Linked DNA regions of Homo sapiens: region 1 is linked to region 2. A link is a contact called in ENCODE Hi-C or POLR2A ChIA-PET data. All regions are on one chromosome and are shown on one strand. The core of a region is the stretch at or near the end of the contact, and the rest is flanking DNA. Distances in the headings are between cores, read along the strand shown. Region 1 overlaps IUR1 (imatinib upregulated ABL suppressing lncRNA 1). Region 2 overlaps FCHSD2 (FCH and double SH3 domains 2).

Region 1 (3,663 bases), core at 591-3,090, 100 kb before region 2:
TGTCTCAAAAAAAAAACAATCAGAGGGAAACATGAAAAAGCAATCACCTGCTGGGTATACAACAGAGCTTCTCTGGGTTCAGGAAATGTAGAAAGAAGCCTGAAGTTGGGGGGTAGGCAGCCCAGGTGGGGCCAAAATCTGGAGCCCTCAAGCTTCCCCCTAGAAGGAAATATGCCAGGGGGATTGGCAATGGGGAGGAGCCCCTTTACCTGGCCTCAACCCATGCCAGCAAGGTGCAAATAAGTGGCTTTCTATGCATTTTCTCATTTAATCCTCACCACATCCCATGAGTCAGGTACCATTATTATCCCCATCAGTTGAGGAACCTGAGTCTAGAGTTAAATAACTGCTTAAAGATCCTTCTCCAATCTAAGGGCTGGGCCTGGGCTTCTTGGAGGCCAGGGAAGTCATAGGTTTGTGTCCCCTCAGATCAGCCTGTGGGCAGCCCGACCTAGCTCCTGCCCTGGGGGAAGAGGGGAGGCTTTCAGGAATCAGGACCTCCTCTAGGTAACCAGACCCAGAGGGAATGGGGTTGGAGTTTGAGGCAGGGGCTCTGTACCTGCCCAGACATTGAAGGTCAAGAAAGGAGGTAGGTATGGGGCAAGGAAATTCAGACAAGCTGTGTCGGCCACAGGTACCCAGGGTTGTGACTTTTCAGACCTCGTATTCTGGCACTTCTTCTGCTGTCCCCCTCCTCTCCACACCTGTCACCCTCAAGCTTATACACACAAGCTCACTCTTCCATGCCTTCGCATAGTCTGTTCCCTGAGCCTGGAATGCCCACGGCTCACAAGATGAATTACTATCATTCTTCAAGACCCAGTTCCAAGTCCCTGGCTCTGAGCTCCCTTCCCCACCCTACTTTTTTCTATTAGATTACAATTGATTCCTTGAGGGTCCCCAGGCCTGCATAGGACCTGGCCTAGAAGACAGTGAGAGTTACATTGATGGCAATGCCTCTTTTTCTTGACCCTGTGGTACTCAGCGACCCTCCTCGGCCCCGGGCTTTCTGCTGTCACAGCCTCCACATCCTGAGTGGTCACTCTCTGTGGGTCTTCTCCCCTCACATCTGGGGTCACAATTTCTTCTATGTCCCCAGCGCCTAGCATGGGGTGGCTCAGAGGTCCCACAGAGAGCGAAGGTTTGTGGTTGCATCTCTAGCGGGACTCATGTCACACCGACTGGGCACCAGGTGGCACTGTCAGCCCAAGTAAGGGTTGGGGAGCCCCAGGCCCTAAGCCTCTGGCTCTGGTACAGCTTGGCACACACAGATGGGGCGGAGTTGTCAAAGCCCCAAATTCCAGAGCTGCTTCTCCTCACCCCATCCAGTGCGCTTATGCCTGATTTTAAAGCTTAGGATGTCAGGGATGGATTGAGAGTGGGGAGTCTTCAGTCCCCAAATGCAGACAGGAATAGCAACCTTCACGAGGCCACACAGCTGAACCTAGAGAACCCAGATGAGAGGGGTCCAGGTGGGCAAGCGGCCAGCTAAGCACCAGTCATTTCCTCCAGACTCTGCCACAAAGGACTGTGTAATGGGACAGCCCCTTCCCTTCTCCGAGTCTGCATCCTTCTGCCTCATGTTGGTAGCGAGAGCTGAGAAAATGGCCAGAGTGCCGGGTTCTGGTCCTGATTCTGGTTCTCGTGTGCTGCTGTGGCCTGTGCCTACTTCCCTGAGCCTAAGGGATCCTGACTGTTAAATGGGGGCTGGACCCAAGAGCTCTGAGCTGCCAGGACTCCAGGATCCTCACTGGGTAGGAGAGGCCTGTGTGTGGGGCCAGTCAGCATCTTGGCCAAGGACAGGCTGCTCTGGGAGCTGCCAGACGGGAAACATTTTCCGGGAGCCGGAAGGGCTGGCAGAGCCCAGGGCCAGGCTGAGCAACCACAATGGATCCTTGTGTAGAGGTTTAGCTTGGACACACCCACAGGCCCAGCCCCTGGGCTGGGGTGGACCCTGCTTTCTGATCTGCTTCCAGACCCAGCTCCTGAACAACCCAACCTAGGTCTAGAGGCAGGAGCATAGGATGGGCTCATGGTCCAGCTCCAGAGTGATGCTCACAGGCTTGGTGCCAGTGTCTGAATCTCCAGCATCAGCCTTTCTGGAATACTGTTGCCTAAATAACCTTACACAAAACTCAACACCCAGCTCTCCAACCAGAAAGGAGTTCCAAGAGGGCAGGGAGCAAGTCTTCTCCTCAAGCCAACTCAGGGAGCTCGGGACAGACAGTTGGACCAGCCTGGTTTGCTGAAGATCCCTGGCTAGGTGATCCATCTGGGACACCTGGGCTCTAGTCCTGGCAGAGCCTTAGTTTCCTCTTCTGCTCATGGGAGGGAAGGAAGATTGTAATACTTGTTTAAGGGGACACAGACACTGGGGCGGGGGGGCTTCAAAAATATCTACACAACCATCCCCCACACCACCCTGCCTCAGGAAGGACTCCACCCAAACCAATCCAGGTAGACTTGACTCATCCTCCCCTCTTCCTGCTCCTCCTGTAGTCCTGCCTGAGGCTCTGTGCTGCCTCTGAAGCAGCCCTTGGGAAGCCCTTCCAGACACCATGTGGGCTGCACCAGTTTCCCCTTCTCTGGCTCCATGGGCTTGTATTCATTGCTCCTCAGGGAATGGGGTCCTGCTGGCCTAATGCTCACAGTCATCTCAGAAGCTGCTGCTGGAGTCTGTGATTTCACCCGGCTCCCGGGGGGATGCTGCATCAATCACCTCTGTGAGGTCCAGCAAACTGTCCTAAGCATGGAAGGAGATGATGCACATGAAGGCTCTGCACATAAACTCTACCGCACCATGTAAAGCCACTGTACTAGGATGAAGAGCTAATATTTACAAGATGGAATTTAAAAGAGAAATGCAAGACTTTGCACTTGGATGGAACAAAAAAAAAAAGGTTGAGGTCTTAGATGAAAGGAATGCAGTGGGACGTGGCCAGCACAAAGGTAGATTTGATGTCTGGCTGCATTAGCAGAGGCAGAAAGCCTCTGGACTCATCCAAGCCTGCTCTCACACCCTCATGCCTGTCTCCAGAAGCAGCCCCTTCAGCTCTGAGACTGCCTTTTGCACACTGAGCTAAGACCAGCCTCTCGTGACATCCCCATAGTCTCCCTTGAGGCACAAAGGGAGCTGCCCCATGGCCTTGAGATTGCCCTATTCAACTGAGAGGAGAGTGGCTCTGCTTCTTCTCTGCTCTGGGTCTGACACCACCTGGGCAGGGCCTACAGCTCTGAAGCCATGCCTAAGAAAGGGGAACAAAGGTCCACAGAAGAGCCAGTTGGGAAGTCGTGGATTCCTCCACTGGTGGGGCTGACCAGCAGCCTGGGACACCCCTCATGTTAGGGCTGTGAGAGTCTACAAATTTCTAAATTGATCTGAGAATCTGAGGTTCTGAGGCCTGAAACCACTTGGAGGTGAGAAACTCAGCAAGCCAGGAGCCATGCTTTTTGTCCATCAGCTGTTTATTTTGTGTGGCTTTATTGCTGAGTGTGGATCAATAGACTTAAAAAAGGAAGAAAGAGAGAGAGAGAAAAAAAGAAAGAAAGAAAGAGAGAAAGAGAAAAAAAGAAACTTTCAGTGGGAGGCAGGGCTCCGCTGTCCAAGGTCACTTCGGTTTATTTTTGTCACTGGGACAACTGGGAGATTGGGAGCAAGGGCAG
Region 2 (3,912 bases), core at 893-3,392:
AGTGAATGAGAGTTGTTATTGCTTTAAATCCTCACCTATACTTGGTTTTGTCTGTGGTTTTCATTTTAGCCTTTCTGGTGAATATATGATGGTAAAGAATTGTGGGTTTGATTTGCACTTTCCTGATGATTAATGAATTAGAGGAACTTTTCATATCTTGATTGGGCATCTAAATATTTTGTGTTATTAAGTGCCTGTTAAAGTCTCTTGTTGGCTTTTCTCTTATTGATTTATGGTCTTTCTTTCCCTGCCTCCCTCCCTCCCCACTGTCTGTCCGTCCATCCTTGGGACAGGGTCTCACTCTGTCGCCTAGGCTGGAGTGCAGTGGCGTGATCCTAGTTCACTACAGCCTCGAACTCCTGAGCTCAAGTGATCCTCCTACCTCAGCCTCCCAAAGTGCTGGGATTACAGGCATGAGCCACTGTGCCTGGCCAGTTTTACTATCTCTTTATACGTTCCAAATTTGACTCCTTTGTCAGATGTATGTATTACAGATATCTCTGTAATCTCATGTGGAAATGTTTTGTTTGATAGCTTTTTATCTGTTAATGGTTTCTTTTGATGAAAACAAGTTTTTAATTTTAAGGAAATATATTTTTTTTCTTTTATATTCAGTGCTCTCTTTATGTCCTACTTAAGGGTATATTGCTATCCTAAAGTCCACCTTGAGGTGTGTTATGCAATGTTCTGGAATTTTTATTGTTTAATATTTCACATTTAGTTCTATGGTCTTTCTGAAGTAAATTTTCGTATGTGATATTGTATTGGGGTGAGGATTTCATTTTCTATGTGGATATTCAGTTGAAGCATATTTTATGCTTGCACATATGCTTGCACATATTTTATACTTGCACACATAAGTCCTTGCACATACAGAGTTTTATTCTATGATATTATGTAGTCTTGCAAGCATATTTTGTGCTTCCTCAACTGAAAATCCATATAGAAAAGTTTATTTTTCTATATGGATTGAAAAGTTTATTCCCCCTGACTGCACTCCAGCACTGTATTGAAGTGATATTTTGTGGCACATTAGTTAACTGTGTATGTAAGTCTGTTTCTGGACTTTTTATTCTAGTCAACTGACCTATCTTTGAAATATTTTTTTCCCGATATCACACTGTTTTAAGTACTTTGTCTTTATAACAATAAATCTTGATATCTGTTCGTTTAAGATCTTATACTATTATTGCCCTTTATATTTTCTTATAAATTTTAGAATCAGTTTGTTAATTTCTCCCATATGCTGCCTGATATTTTGATTGGACTTGGTTTGAATCTTTAAGTCAATTTAGGGGGAACTGATATCTTAACAAGTCTTCTAGGTACTGTGATTACAGCAATGCTCAAAAAAGAAAAAAAAATCCTTGCACATGTACAGTTTTTATTATTTGATTTTATGTGGTCTTCCAGTTAAATATATTAACTTCTTTCTCTTCAAAGCCACTTATATGGCATTATGGCCAACTGGAAAAGAATGACTTTTATAGAAAAAGAATAATTTTATAGAATTATTACGAGGAATGTATATTGTTATCCTCTGTGCAAAGGATTGATTGACTAAAAAGATTGAGCGTTTGTGAGGTTTACAGAGCATACAGGTGAGCCATCCTAAAAGAAAAATATTGTGAAGGAAATTAATTCAAGTGGGATTGATCGTATGACAGCAATTTGGAAAATTTTATCTCAAGCACATGCAAAGTAAACTTGTATTACCTCTTTAGGGCGATGTTAGAAGAAAGAAAGAAAATAATATTGCAAAACCTTGCTTATATAATTGGAGGAATTCAAGCAGTGAACTTTTTCAAGTTGCTTGGTAGTTTCAGTTTCCTACAAGAGTATTAATGTTTTATTTTTAAGTATGGTTTGTGAAGTTCACTTTGTAATTCTCCAGAAGTAACAGATGTATTGCATATCTGTTTCTACAAATGACAAATGTATCTGTGAAAACAGAAGTCATGTAAGAATAACTGAGCAACATTAAATATTAGGGAACAATCAAGTCTAGCTTCTGACTGCAATTAGCTAACCACTGAGGTGTTGGTAAAATCATTTGCAGTACTCAAACTGAAATTGCTACAGGCAAGTGCTGTGTATTAAAGTACTTCCTGTAGTCTTTGGCAGAATGCTGCTAGTGAAGGAAGGATACAGAAGGTTACTGTGGCTGGAGAGAAGGAGCAGGAAAACATTGTGGACTTTAAGGGCGGCTCCTTGCTTAAAGACAAACACAGAGTAAACACAGACATGTTGGCAAATACCCTGTGGTATTTATACTGTTGCACCTAAAATTTTTTGCTATTTTTACTCTTTTAAGAAATAAAATTATGAAGACTTGGGCATACTATACAAGAAGTTAGTGTTATGTGCATGTGGTGGGGGTTCTTTTTTGGTGAATTTCATCTGCATAGAAACTTAAAAATGTAGCTTAATTTAGCGGTGTGTGGTTACTTTTCTGTCTAATGCTATTAGAGATTAATGGTGAATATATTTGGAGCTTTTCTTTCTGCCAATCTTGTCCTATAGAACAAATAAGGAGACAGGATAACTATCACAATAGGACGTCCACCAGGGCAAAATTGAGTATTATTTTCTGTGTCCTGTTTTGTAAATTACTTTTTAAAATCTTACTGTTTATTTTTATTTCATTTTTCCTTATCTTATAACAGTGTTTAGAAATTCATATAGAAGGAAGAGCAGATGGAGTCCTCTCCTGAAATAGTTGGTACAGTTTGATTTTTAAGTTTTTAAAAACTTCATTAAAGGAAGTTTTAAAAAACTTCATTAAAAATTTAATTAAGTTTTTAAACTTCATTAAAGAAATGGTGGCTATAATTAAATGTTAGTACTCTTGGGGACATAGATTTGCTAGTAAGTTTCACTTTTTCATGGCTATTCGGTAGCACATCTCGTAAAGGTGTTGAGAGGAAATCATTGTTGATGCTGATCCCCATTATTTTCCTCCCCAAACCTTCTGTTTCTATTAATTAATTTAGTGGTTAGGCCAGGATAAAACAGAGTGGAGAGAGGGGAGAATTCATACTAGATCTGTGATTTTGAACCTTTTGTGTGTGAACATGCCCGTTTTTATTTTGGCTCCTTTTATACAGGACATAGTGGTCTGCGTATGTCTTCACTCATTTGTTGTTTACCTGGTCCCACTGGTTGAGTTTGAGTCCCCTGCCCTGACCGCTGATCAAAAAATAAGATTTTTTATAGGCACCTCTGTCTTAACCTCTCTATATCAGTTTATGCTGTGGACTCTTTCTCTGTATTTTGGGTTAAAGAACATATATTAAGATCATGTGTCAGGCACTGTTCTAAGCACTTTACATAGATTAACTCATTTATGTTTTCCCTATAACCTTTGAGGGATACAGTAGTTACTGTTATTCCCATTTTATAATTGTGGACACCAAGACAAGAAACCTGTGTTTCACTCTGTCCATTTCCCTCCCTTCAAATAATCTACTACTGGACACTTTTTTTTGTCTTTTTGTTGAGATGGAGTCTCATTCTGTCGCCAGGCTGGAGTGCAGTGACATGATCTCGGCTCACTGCAGCCTCTGCCTCTCAGGTTCAAGCGATTCTCCTGCCTCAGCCCCCCGAGTAGTTGGGACTACGGGCACACACCACCATGCCCAGCTAATTTTTTTTTTTTTTTTGTATTTTTAGTAGAAACAGGGTTTCACCATGTTGGCCAGGATGGTCTCAATCTCCTGACCTCGTGATCTGCCCGCCTCGACCTCTCAAGGTGCTGGGATTACAGGCGTGAGCCACTGCGCCCAGTCCTGGACACATTTTAAGAGAGACATTGGCAGTCTGAGGTGCATCCAAAAGATGACCAAAGTTGGTGGTGGGGTTGGAAATCATGCTTTTTGGGAAAATGGTCAAAGAAGCTGCATTATTTTCAAC

What was found. Hi-C counts contacts between places; a loop is a spot of excess contacts on that map. ChIA-PET counts read pairs that join two places held with the same protein, here RNA polymerase II (POLR2A). Pooled maps may share reads with other maps.
Region 1: a map with no recorded cell type shows a loop between it and region 2 (4-fold over the local background). The contact joins two enhancer-like sites. A Hi-C loop is called at or near these places in 1 of 168 maps with a recorded cell type or tissue (HepG2), 6 of 37 single-sample maps with no recorded cell type and 7 of 50 pooled maps. POLR2A ChIA-PET finds 5 or more read pairs at or near these places in 5 of 52 experiments (B cell, GM12878, HepG2 and 2 more).

Annotation. Positions count from the first base shown.
Region 1 is chr11:73,175,773-73,179,435 of GRCh38, reverse strand. The region is part of intron 1 of IUR1 (imatinib upregulated ABL suppressing lncRNA 1); the gene reads left to right. Among named protein-coding and RNA genes, the nearest start is that of IUR1, 5.3 kb to the left of the region's middle. RefSeq lists an enhancer at 1,336-1,385. Within about 2 kb of position 1,840, at least 24 of the 41 ENCODE cell types and tissues checked have a DNase peak (open chromatin) inside an H3K27ac peak, as active enhancers do; they include B cell and OCI-LY7, where a contact is called at or near this core.
Region 2 is chr11:73,071,286-73,075,197 of GRCh38, reverse strand. All of the region lies in intron 3 of FCHSD2 (FCH and double SH3 domains 2), which reads left to right. Among named protein-coding and RNA genes, the nearest start is that of FCHSD2, 69 kb to the left of the region's middle. Within about 2 kb of position 2,142, at least 8 of the 41 ENCODE cell types and tissues checked have a DNase peak (open chromatin) inside an H3K27ac peak, as active enhancers do; they include B cell and OCI-LY7, where a contact is called at or near this core.